Linked DNA regions of Mus musculus: region 1 is linked to region 2. A link is a loop called in an ENCODE intact Hi-C map of the cell type or tissue named here. Cell type or tissue: heart. All regions are shown on one strand. Links, peaks and the distances in the headings refer to the core of each region. The heading gives the core; the rest is flanking DNA.

Region 1 (5,376 bases), core at 239-5,238, 53 kb after region 2:
CAAACAAGCATTTTTTGTCTCTGAATAGCTTCCCTGTCTCACATCTAAGACTTCTCACATGTGCGCTGGCCGCACGGTGTTGGAATACCCTTTCAGTCCTTCATTTTCCCTCGTTCTTTTGCTCCTGCCTGGCATGGAGTGGCCTGTTCTTCACATTCAGCAGTTTTCACATGTCTGATGAAGTGGGAATCTTTCACTGGTTTCCAGGTACTGTCTCATGTTTTCAGGTGTGTGCCCCAAGCTGGCCTCAGACTTGCTTAGGTATCCTAAGTCTGCATCAACCCCCACGTCTGGATTACAGGCAATGGCTACTAAGATTTTCATGAAATTTGTTTTTTTCCAGTTGCCTTGCAGTTTTCCTGCTGCTCCTCTGCGCCCTTTGCTGCCCCAGTATCTGCCTGCAGACGCCATACTTTGTGTTCTTCCAGTGCACTGGCTCTTACTGGTTTTCAGCAGCATCAGAATCATCTAAACAATGCCAGCAAGTACCACCAGTGTCCCGTCAAGGGAGACAAAAGCCAGTCTTGGCAGCAGAAGCTGGACTTTTTCCTTTCTGTCCTGAGCATGATCTGTGTGGTTTTCATTCATTCTGTGCTGTGCCGGGAAGGGGCTCTGCTGAGCCCTGTGTGCCTAATTAGGCTTCTCACAAAACACTTCTCTCTGCATTGCTGTTAACTTAGTGTCTTGCCGGGGGTTGTAGTGCATGTCTGGTGTCAGTGTGCAAGGGGCAGGCACCATGCACCGCTGCACCGCTAACGCATAGGAGCATCTGAGGATACTGTTTGTTTCCCACAAGGGGTCTACTGTGTCTACTGTGATTTGAGGGTGTCCTCCAGAAAGAAGTTCTAGAGCTGGGCTGTGGGACAGAGGACGTGCTTGGTCCTGGGAACAGCACTCAGTTATCGGCGACTACTTTTCACAGAGGAATGGGTTCATGATCACAAGAGCCTGGCTCTTGCTTGGTCCTGAGCGGGAGCAGCTTGTGGCTCTGACCAGACATGGCTTAGTCTCCCCAGCCCCCAGCATCATGAGCCAAGGTAACCCCTTTTCCCCTCGACAGGATATCTGGATCCAAGTACTGAGCTGTGGTGATGCACAACGGACTCTCACAGCCTTGAAGAAGGTGCCACCTGGTTTCCTACCCTGCTGCACTGCTTTTTAAACCAGCAGGTTTCAGAGTAGCTCTGCTGTTTATCATCTGCCACTCCTCTGACCCCAGTGTGGTTCAGAACTGAAACTCAGATTTGGCTACTAACTGTGAAGCTAAAGTATAACATGAAATTAATAAAGCAAACTGTGGAAATTACTCTTTATTGAAAAATACCAGTAATACTGACAGACTTCAAAATCAATTTACGGTTCCAGAATACAAAGTACTTAATACATTTTTTTCCAAACCTGTTTGTATCTCAAAGTTAGCATTTTTGTAAATCAAGATACAAATATGATAACTTCACTAAAATATTTTCCAGCTTTATTCTTTAAGGAGCTGTATAACCTTCAAAGTCAGGGTCCCGAGGTCAGCAGGGCATGGGGCAGAATGCACCTGGCACTCCCTGTGCAGCAGACTGCAACCACATTTTCCACATTGTTGGCACCGGAACCAAAAATCCCGCACAAGACAGCTGTCCTCCAGGCTCAGAGAATATTGGGAAACGCACATCAAAAGATAGCCTGTTTTCCTTATAATTAACACACTATCATTTTAAGATTGCTCTTTGGAGGAAATCTTTTAAGAATGTCATTGCAATATCATCCAATAACTGAATTTTAAAAACTATAATGAAAGAAATGAACTGTTACCGCCAACACGGTCTTGACTGAGCTGTGAGTAAAAATTCTATGCTTTTTTAGATGCAAGAAAATAATGCGCATGAGTTCAATTCAAAAGCACACAAGGTGTGGCGTGGGCTCAGGTGGTAGCAGCACTCAGCCAAATAGCCATGTGCTCATCCCCGCACAGCAGCACCGAGCGCCACTCAATTCCGCATGTGTGAACTTAGTAGCCACGTCCCAGTCTTTACGCACTCTGTCTTGTCACCTTGTCACATCAGAGCAATGGGATCTGGAGATTTACTAGTTGCTGTATTGAAACAAGTTCACAGCATCTCGTGCTGTCTGTCAAAAAGCAAACACTGTGGCCGGCAGCCTTTCTTCCCAGCTCTAACACCAAAGCTGCCGAGTGCTCACTGCTAGACAGGCAGTGAGATCCCACAGTAAAATAGCAGACACTAAAGGAATTGTGGCACATGGATTTTTGAATGCTTTTTATCTACTGTTGGTCCTGGGGCTCTTGGTTCCATCCCCTTGTACACTAAATGTGCTGTTCATTCCAGGGTCATCTTTAATGGAGGAGAGGCATCAGGTCATATACCGGGTAATGGCTCTCAGAGCATACAGGAGTTCTGCTTGCATCCTAGCTTCTATAAGAAGCAGATTAACATGGACCTGAGTATAAAATACAACAACACATAAGGACAGGTTAGAAACATCACTGTTTTCTGTGCATTCAATTAAAAACAAAGTCCCAAATGAGTGCAGTTACTTGTCCCTTAATGAGTTGATGGTTTCGGATTCTCCTTGGGTAACCCAGTCCCCGGGTGTCACACTAGTGCGCGTTAGTGTAGTCTAAGCCCTCAGAGCACAACATAAAGCAGATGGGTGGCTGCTCCAGGGTCTGGAATAGTGACAGATACTGTACTTGTTACTCAGCACAGATACAATCATTGTAAACATTCGTGATCCTCACTCGGCTCAGTCTATGGATGCAGAAACATGACTCTGAAAGGCTGACTGCATAGTCTATGTGCTACCAAAGAGCGTACATCTTTACTTGTTAGCACAATATCAGATTTCTTTTGGGATAAATGTCTTATTCTTCTTACATTTGACCACATGTCTTCCTGGATATTTGTCACAGTTCTAAAATCTAGGTACTGCTTTGTTAGGCTTCTAGGATTCCCTGCCAAACCATCAATTTCTAGAAAGATGCTTCCACCCATCCCTGCCTATGCAGTTTTTAAAAGTTCTTCCAAAATGGTAGTCTTGGGTGGAGACAGCTATGCCAGTATCTCTGAGGACAGACCAGCCCGGTCGTCTATCCTCGCTCTCCTCTCTCAAGGGTACCCGAGACAGCTGCTGTGGGACGGCATTTTTCAGGTCGTTGAGATCCTGAGTGGGTTTGAGGGAAGGAGACTAACAAGCCTGCGGATGACAATGGGCAGCCCACAAGCACGCACCTTCTCAGAGTGCTTGAACTGCCTCCAGAAGCTGTCATACATCCTTTTGGTAACCTTTTCAGGAGTGCACACGACGGTTTTGATGTAAACTTTAAAGCTACGATCCAGCAGCTGGTTAATTTCCCCATAGTCATAGTCGTCGTATCTGTTGAGAGACGCAGGGATGAGCTGCTGTCAATGCACAGCACACACATCTGTAAACGCACGCTTTCCTCCTCCTCCCACACAGTGAGAAATGATACAGCTTTATGATGCTAAGATGGGCTGAGATGAAAAAGCATAGAGGAGAGAACTTGGGAAGAAGAGAGAGAGTTTTCAAGTGCCTGAGCGGACTGTTCCCACAGGACTGGGTATTACAGAACTGCATATTCACAATCACAAACACAGAACCATGCTGAAACCTACTCTGAAAAGAGCACAGAGTGCTGAAATTAAGGATTTATATTTATTACTGGTACTATTATATACCATACAGTGGAAATTTACTTGTGTAAAACGAGTTTCTGGGGTCGGATGAGGAAAAGATGCCCTGGGTGCGTGCGTGGAGCAGGGGGCAGCCAGCCGGTGTCACTGTTAGGAGAGGCCGAGAGGCCTGCAGACTACAATGTCTGTTCTGACTGCTGAATCATGGGTTTCGATCACAGGCATGGAAGTTACCTATTGTGTTTTCAGTGGAAAAGAGACAAAGCTCTTGGTAAAGCTGGTCCTATAGCTATGCAGGAGGCTGAAGTCTGGGCACTGATTGGTCAAGCTCACCTCCTATCTGTGCTGGGACAGCCAGCCTGCTCTTCCAAGTCACCTGCCACCTGTCAAGGCCTTACCTCTGCCCTGCCATTCTAGAGGGAGAGGGGGGGGGGAAGAGGGGAGAGGGGATAGGGGGAGGGGGGAGAGGGGGAAGGGGGAGGGGGGAGAGGGGGGAGGGGGAGGAGAGGGAGAGAGGGAGAGAGAGAAAGAGAGAGCGCAAGCCCAAACTGTGATAAAGCAGGTCTGTGAAGCTCAAGAACTTTAAAAATAAGCTGAATGTGTGTGTTTGTGTGTGCCACGTGCACACTGCAGGCACCTAAAGACTTCTGTGTAAAGGAAGTGTCTTTATAAACGTTAAGAAAACAGACTGACCGTATTCCAAACATGCAGTGGATATAGTTCCAGATAGCCCGTCTGAGCATTGAGGTATCAACATCTTTGTGCATGGCCATAGTATTGTAAGTTAGATTGTAAGCAATGTGAAATTTCTCATCAATTAACTGTCCCACATCTGGATAGAGACGATTCACCAGAGAGTAACCATGGTCTTCCCAGCAGTAGTCCTAATACAAGGAAGAGAGGAACTATGAACAGTCAAATGTGGCAGAACAGCTTCCTGTTCACAGCGATGCAAGATGTGAGGTCACCAGCAGCCTCTGTTTCCCTGGTACCACAGTCTACTCTCAATTTCCATACTGGAACATGAGGAAGGAGATGGGTTGCAATCTGGTTGAGTTTAAGAAGCAAGGGAGGCACAGTCTTTCATCTCTCAGCTTTCCACCTAGCTTCCAGAAGCAACACAAACTGAAGTTCCTCCCCCAAGACGTTTAGATGTTTCTCAAATTTTGTGAATTTCCAAACCAGCTGTGGTAGCTAATAGCTATTATTCTAGCACTTAGAAAGATGAAGCAGAGAGACCAAAAGTTACATACCATCCTAGACTATAACAAGAATATGTCACAAAACAAAAATTTAAAAATATCTAGTTGAATGCATCTGTCACTCACCCCCCTTGTCCTCTCATCTGACTGTCACCCCATCAACCAGATCTTCTGACTCTAATATAAACTCTCCTCCATGCTGCAAGCCTTCAAACAACTGCCATGCCTACCTACTTGTACCTTTCTCTAGTGTTTTCCTAAAACTCGCATGTTGACATTATGCTAGCACCTGGTCACTGCATGCCCATCCATCCTGCTGCAAACCGCACAGGTTGGAGGTGCCTGACCAGCTTAAGACTTCTTCCTACTGACGGAAGCAGGAAGCCGCAGTACCAAGTCTCTTTCCAACCTTCGCTGGATAACTACACTGAGACTAACTTACATCTTCTCTCTTCTGCCTATGATATAAGCCCAGTCCCTGTGGTACCTGAGGCAAACCATGGCTTGCACAC
Region 2 (5,376 bases), core at 53-5,052:
TGTAGGCGATATAAGGAAAAGTATAAAAGCTATCCGAGCTAGGAGTGCGGCAGCACACACTTGTAATACTGACATACCTGGGAGGCTGAGGCAGGGGGATCATAAATTCAAGGCCAGTTCAAACCTATCTCAAAGCAAAACAAAACAAAAAATAAAGATGTTTTTATCCTGAGCTATATGGACATACCTTCAACAACATAGTCTTTGTGATATGTATTCTCAAATGAACCTATGTACACCAGGCTGACCTCAAACTCAAAGAGATGTCTGCTTCTAGAGTGCTGGGATTAGAGGCATGTATTAAAGATACACCTGGCTCTAATCTGCATGTTTTTCATTTATTTATGTATGTATTTATTTATTTTTATTTCATTTGCACTTGTGTTGTGCCTGCATGTGTGTCTCTGTAAAGATGTCAGCTCCCCTGGAACTGGAGTGAGAGACAGTTGTGAACTGCCCTGTGGGGCTGGGAATTGAAGCTGAGTCCTCTGATAGAGAAGTCAGTGCTCTTAACCACTAAGCCATTTCTTCAGCCCCTCTAATCTGTATTTTTAATAGTCAGTTTGTTTCATGTCACCTCTTCTCTCTTGGTTTCTTCGTGTCCATTCAGACAGCTTATATTGTTCACAGTATATTTAATACTTTTTAATAATCTCATAGGTTTTAAAAATGGGACAGTAAAAATTCTCTTGCCTTACCTCTATCAGCTTACTTTTCACTGTTTCACCGCTGTGATAAAGATATGCCCATGTGGTGGGTTGAATGAAAGCGGTCTCCATAGGCTCATATGTTTGACTTCTTGGTCCTCAGTTGGTGGAACTGTTTGGGAAGGATTAGAAAGTGTGGCCTTGTTGGAGGAGATGTGTTGCTGAGGATGGCTTTGAAGTTTTAACTCTCTCTCCCTCTCTCCATCTCTCTCTCTCTCCCTCCCTCCCTCCCTCTCCCTCTTCCTCCCTCTCTCTCTCCCTCTCTCTCTCTCCCTCTCTGCTTGCTCCCTGTAGGTCAGGTTGTAAAGCTCTCTGCTGCTTCTTCAGTGCCATGCCTGTCTGTGTCCTGCCATGATTGTGGACTAACCCTCTAAAATTGTTAGCGGCCCCCAGTTAAATGATTTATTAGAGTTATTAGGAGTTGCCCTGGTCATAGGTTCTCTTCACAACCGTAGAACAACAGTAACTAAGACAACCTCAAATTCTCAACCATGCTGATCTTTGTTGGATAGTGTTTGTTTGTTTGTTTCAAGACAAGATTTCTATGTGTGGCTCTGGCTGTCCTGGAAATCACTCTGTAGACCAAGCTGGTCTCAACCTCTGAGATCCACCTGCCTCTGCCCCCTGAGTGCTGGAATTTGAGGCAAAGTCTCTCTTTGATTATAATTTTCTCTCTCCATCCACCCAAGTGCAGGGATTACAGGCATGGACCTCAGTATCTGGCCCCTTTTTAATGTCACAGATTGGGCATTCTCGTCTAGTTGAAGACATTTTTCCAATCTGTTATATGTCTGTGGTACCATTTTATATAATAAAAATAAAATCCATTGATATAAAGGAACATTTAGTGCTATCAGGAGCAAACATATGTCAGATCAAGAAATGAGGGCACGGAGCTGGAGAGATGGCTCAGCAGTTAAGAGCACTGACTGCTCTTCTGAAGGTCCTGAGTTCAAATCCCAACAACCACATGGTGGCTCGCAACCATCCATAATGAGATCTGACACCCTTTTCTGGAGTGTCTGAAGACAGCTACAGTGTATTCACATATGTTGGGAAAAAGAAAGAAAGAAAGAAAGAAAGAAAGAAAGAAAGAAAGAAAGAAAGAAAGAAAGAAAGAAAGAAAGAAAGGGAGAGAGAGGGAGAGAGAGAGAGAAAGAAAGAGAGAGAGAAAGAGAGAGAGAAAGAGAGAAAGAAAGAAAGAAAGAAAGAAAGAAAGAAAGAAAGAAAGAAAGAAAGAAAGAAAGAAAGAAAAGAAAGAGAAAGGAGGGCACTAGGTAGGTGTGGTTGTTAGGGCCATAATGTCAGGTGTTTGAAGCCAAAAATTTTCAAGTTCAAGGCCAGTCTGAGTTAAATAACAGGCTGTAGTCTCAAAGAATAAGCAAGCCCTACTTCTCCCTCCAACTTGAAATCAGATCCCTGCTGTGCTGTTTAGCTGCCCCACCCCCACCCCCTTCCTGCTTTTTATTTCCCTTTTCTGGGATTAGCCCTAGACCTACTGGGTCAGCCCTTCCATTCAATTTCCTCCAAGGGGCACTGTAGAGCTTCACACCACCCACCACCTTCACATCACAGCTGGTTTGGTTGTCTTCAACACCTTTCTCTGAACCTAGCATCTGGTAGAGACTCTGTGGGGACCACAGTCTGCACCCCGTATCCTATGGATCTGGAGAAAGTGAAACTCACTGTTGCCACTTGAGAGCATGCCCCTGCCGTGCACACCACTTGATTCGAGCAAGCTATCACCATGTTTGAGTGTTTACAAATATGGGTAGAAAGGGAGTTTGTTTTACAGCGTGTCATTTGCAGAATCCGCAAAACTGGACAGTCCTTCCTATTTAATTAAAACAAAAATGTTGGGCTGGATAGGCCAAGACTGTAAGCCCACCATTTCAGAGACTAAAGTAGAAGACTCCTAAGTTCAAGGCCTGCCCGAGCTATAGACAAGACCCATGCCAGAAAAGAATGTTTTAATCAGGGAAAGAAAACAGACAAGAAGCTGTTCTATACTGAATGCATAATAAAATGTAAGCAACATGGCTTCACCCCAAAATACTGCATATGCAAACACACACACAATTGAGACCTATACCCAACATGGGAAACAGCAGAAATACTTTCTCAAAGCAACCTTTGTCCATCTGCTAGGATGGAGAGTTCCTTCACACCCAGTTTTTAATGGCATACAAATTGTAGTGATTTATTGTTCACTGAACGAGACAGCTATTCTTCACTTAGGAACTTCCCTTCCTGTAAAGGAATGCTTTATCCGCCAGAGCAACTGGCCGCTAACTCACCTGACAGGAGAGAGCAGGCATTGCCTTTCTCCTCTGCCTTTGCTTGGGAAGAAGCAGTTTCCCAGTGGCTGCTCAGACTGCTTCTCCAAGGACAGCAAGTCTGGAGATGTGAGGAGACTCGGCGGCACCCACGATCATATAATGCCTTGGGTTCTGAACTATGGAAGGGCGGGGCTCATCACCATGGCTGGAGGATGAGTTTTATAACAAGCCTTCCAGTGCTGCATACCTCCCCAGGCACAGGCTCTGTCTGTGCCTAGAGTTTCACAAAATACTATACTGTGACGGCAGCTTACTTTAACAAGAGGAAAGGAGAAGCGGGACCAGGACAGGCTTGGATGAAGCCACCAATCAGGAAGGAGGGTTAGCGTACACAGCAGGGCCAGGAAGAATATGCTAAAGATATTTCCTCTGCAGCCAGGAAGATCCAGGGCGGGGAAATAAGGATCCACGCGCACTGTTTGCCGAGAACCGCTTGCTTGCCGGTATCTTAGCATGTCTGCTCAGCCCTGCCGCTTCTCCGTACTGTGAATATAGTCATCGCGGCAATGAAGAAATGCCTCTAACTTCTAACACGCAGTTGTGAAACCCAGTGTTAGAACTTCATCACTTAGTAATTTTAGCCTTTGACATGATCTCTGGATGACCTGGAACTCCTGGTGATGCTCCTGCCTCTGCCTCTCCCAGCTACTAGAGTTATAACTGCACACCCCGCCCATTCTTTGTCAGTGGTCACTAAGGCATCTCTCGCAGACTCCTTATTTTGGCACATCAACATTCTGTGTAATCTATACAACCTCCAAGTTCTCTCCTGTCTTAATGGGGCATGATTATTAAATTACAAGGATGGATGGGTGGTGGTGGTGCATCCCTTTAATTCTAGTGCTTGGGAGGCAGAGGCAAATGGATCAAGGGAGTTCAAGGCCAGCTGGGTTTCCAGGACAGCCGGGGCTAAAAATTAGAAAGATCAAGTCATACATCCATTTATCCTGAAACAAAAAGACATCCAGGTAGTAAATAGATTCCCAGTAATGAAAAATAGGCACAAGCTAGTGTTGGGGTGGGGGATGGGCAGGAGTCCTTCCGGTTGGGGAGAAAGCCATGGTAGGAAATGCTGTAGGCAGACCCCAGCAGGCTTGTGAATTAGCAGCACGTTCCTATGCGTGTGCGTATGCGGACTGCCATGAGATCCTTGGGAAAACTTGGCTCTAATGTGTTCATGTGTGCAGTGACGCTGCATGTTGTTGGTGTCTTATGTTTCTGCCAGACTGTATTCACCATATGCGAGACAACGTGAAACCTCTTGGGTTACCACAGGGGCTTGGATTCAGGCACATATGTGGTCTCAGTTGGGCAAAAGTCCAAAGAATGAATGTACTTTTACTAATAGAGAAGGACAGGTTTAGCTGAGGTTAGGAACAGTGCCACTTTGACTTTTCACTTGTGGGGCCCCCGTCTGTGGTCTCTGACTGTGTTCGTCATTTCCCAGCACCAGTGCGAAGTGAACCATTTTGCAGTTGAGATAAAACGTGAGGGACTTGAGGGATGGATAGCCCGCAACCGAGAAATAAAATAAATGTGTTTACAGACAAATGCCAAATAGAATGGCGGAGCAGGGGACAGGAGTTCAAAGTCTAGGGCTCCAGGCCACCTGGAGGCCTGCGGACGTCCTGCACCCCAGTTTCCTCATCTCACAAATGAGTAACAGAACCCTGTTCTTGCCTGCTCCAAGGGTTGTTTCAAGCAGCAAATGGGGTGAGTAGTTTGTCCCCCCGTGGGGTGGTGGCAGCTCATTTGCATAACACCTTTTGCTATATCAGAGGATAATCTTGCTGCGGGCTGCAGGGGTTGAAGAAGTGTCGTAATTTCCAGACACCTTACTTGCAGTGTGCCCAAAGGTTTCTTTGAAAGATGCTTTTTAGAGTTGGGAAAATGGCTCCCCTATGGCCCTGACTAAGGGTCAAGTTCCTGGAATGCTCCATTTTGCTTAGTCTCAGGACCTCAGGGAGAGTTCTGAGATGGGCTATTTGAGCCTTTTTTTTTTTTTTTTTTTTTTAAAGACAGAGCTTGTCTGTGTAGCGCTGGCTGTCCTGGAACTCATTATGTAGACCAGGCTGGCCTGGAACTCACAGAGGTCCACCTGCCTCTGACTCCTAAGTGTTGGTATTAAAGGTGTGGACCACTACTCCTAGGCCCAATATCATCTTAATGCAGTTTTCTCTATAAAAATGGCTTTCCTAGGGCTGAGAGTTTAGTTTCTTGGTAGAGTGCTTGCCTAGCAACTAAGGGCCTCAGTTCAGTCCCCAGCACCAAAATGCAAAATAAACTAAGAATGGCCTCTAGATATTGATTGCATGGTAAGACATCAAGAC

Evidence for each region. A loop is a pair of places that touch in the nucleus more often than their neighbours do. Peaks named below come from ENCODE experiments on the same cell type or tissue, not always from the same donor. Only the 100,000 strongest peaks of a DNase experiment are listed, where the experiment ranks them.
Region 1: it touches region 2 in a loop (2.4-fold over the local background); 2 of 42 quality-filtered maps call a loop at or near these places.

Annotation. Positions count from the first base shown.
Region 1 is chr10:41,904,344-41,909,719 of GRCm38, reverse strand. Sesn1 (sestrin 1) reads right to left here. Exons shown (of 10, transcript NM_001162908.1): 8 at 4,356-4,546; 9 at 3,240-3,384; 10 at 1,284-2,448. The coding sequence ends at 2,362. It also overlaps a transcript of Armc2 not described here. Among named protein-coding and RNA genes, the nearest start is that of Gm33058, 52 kb to the left of the region's middle. In heart, for the core only: no CTCF peak of the experiment used is centred there; no DNase peak of the experiment used is centred there.
Region 2 is chr10:41,956,867-41,962,242 of GRCm38, reverse strand. The region is part of intron 10 of Armc2 (armadillo repeat containing 2); the gene reads left to right. Gm33058 (a long non-coding RNA gene) reads right to left here and starts at 3,336. Exons shown (of 3, transcript XR_380266.3): 1 at 3,005-3,336; 2 at 699-819. In heart, for the core only: CTCF peaks have their summits at 2,047 and 2,250; DNase peaks (open chromatin) are centred at 2,272 and 3,222.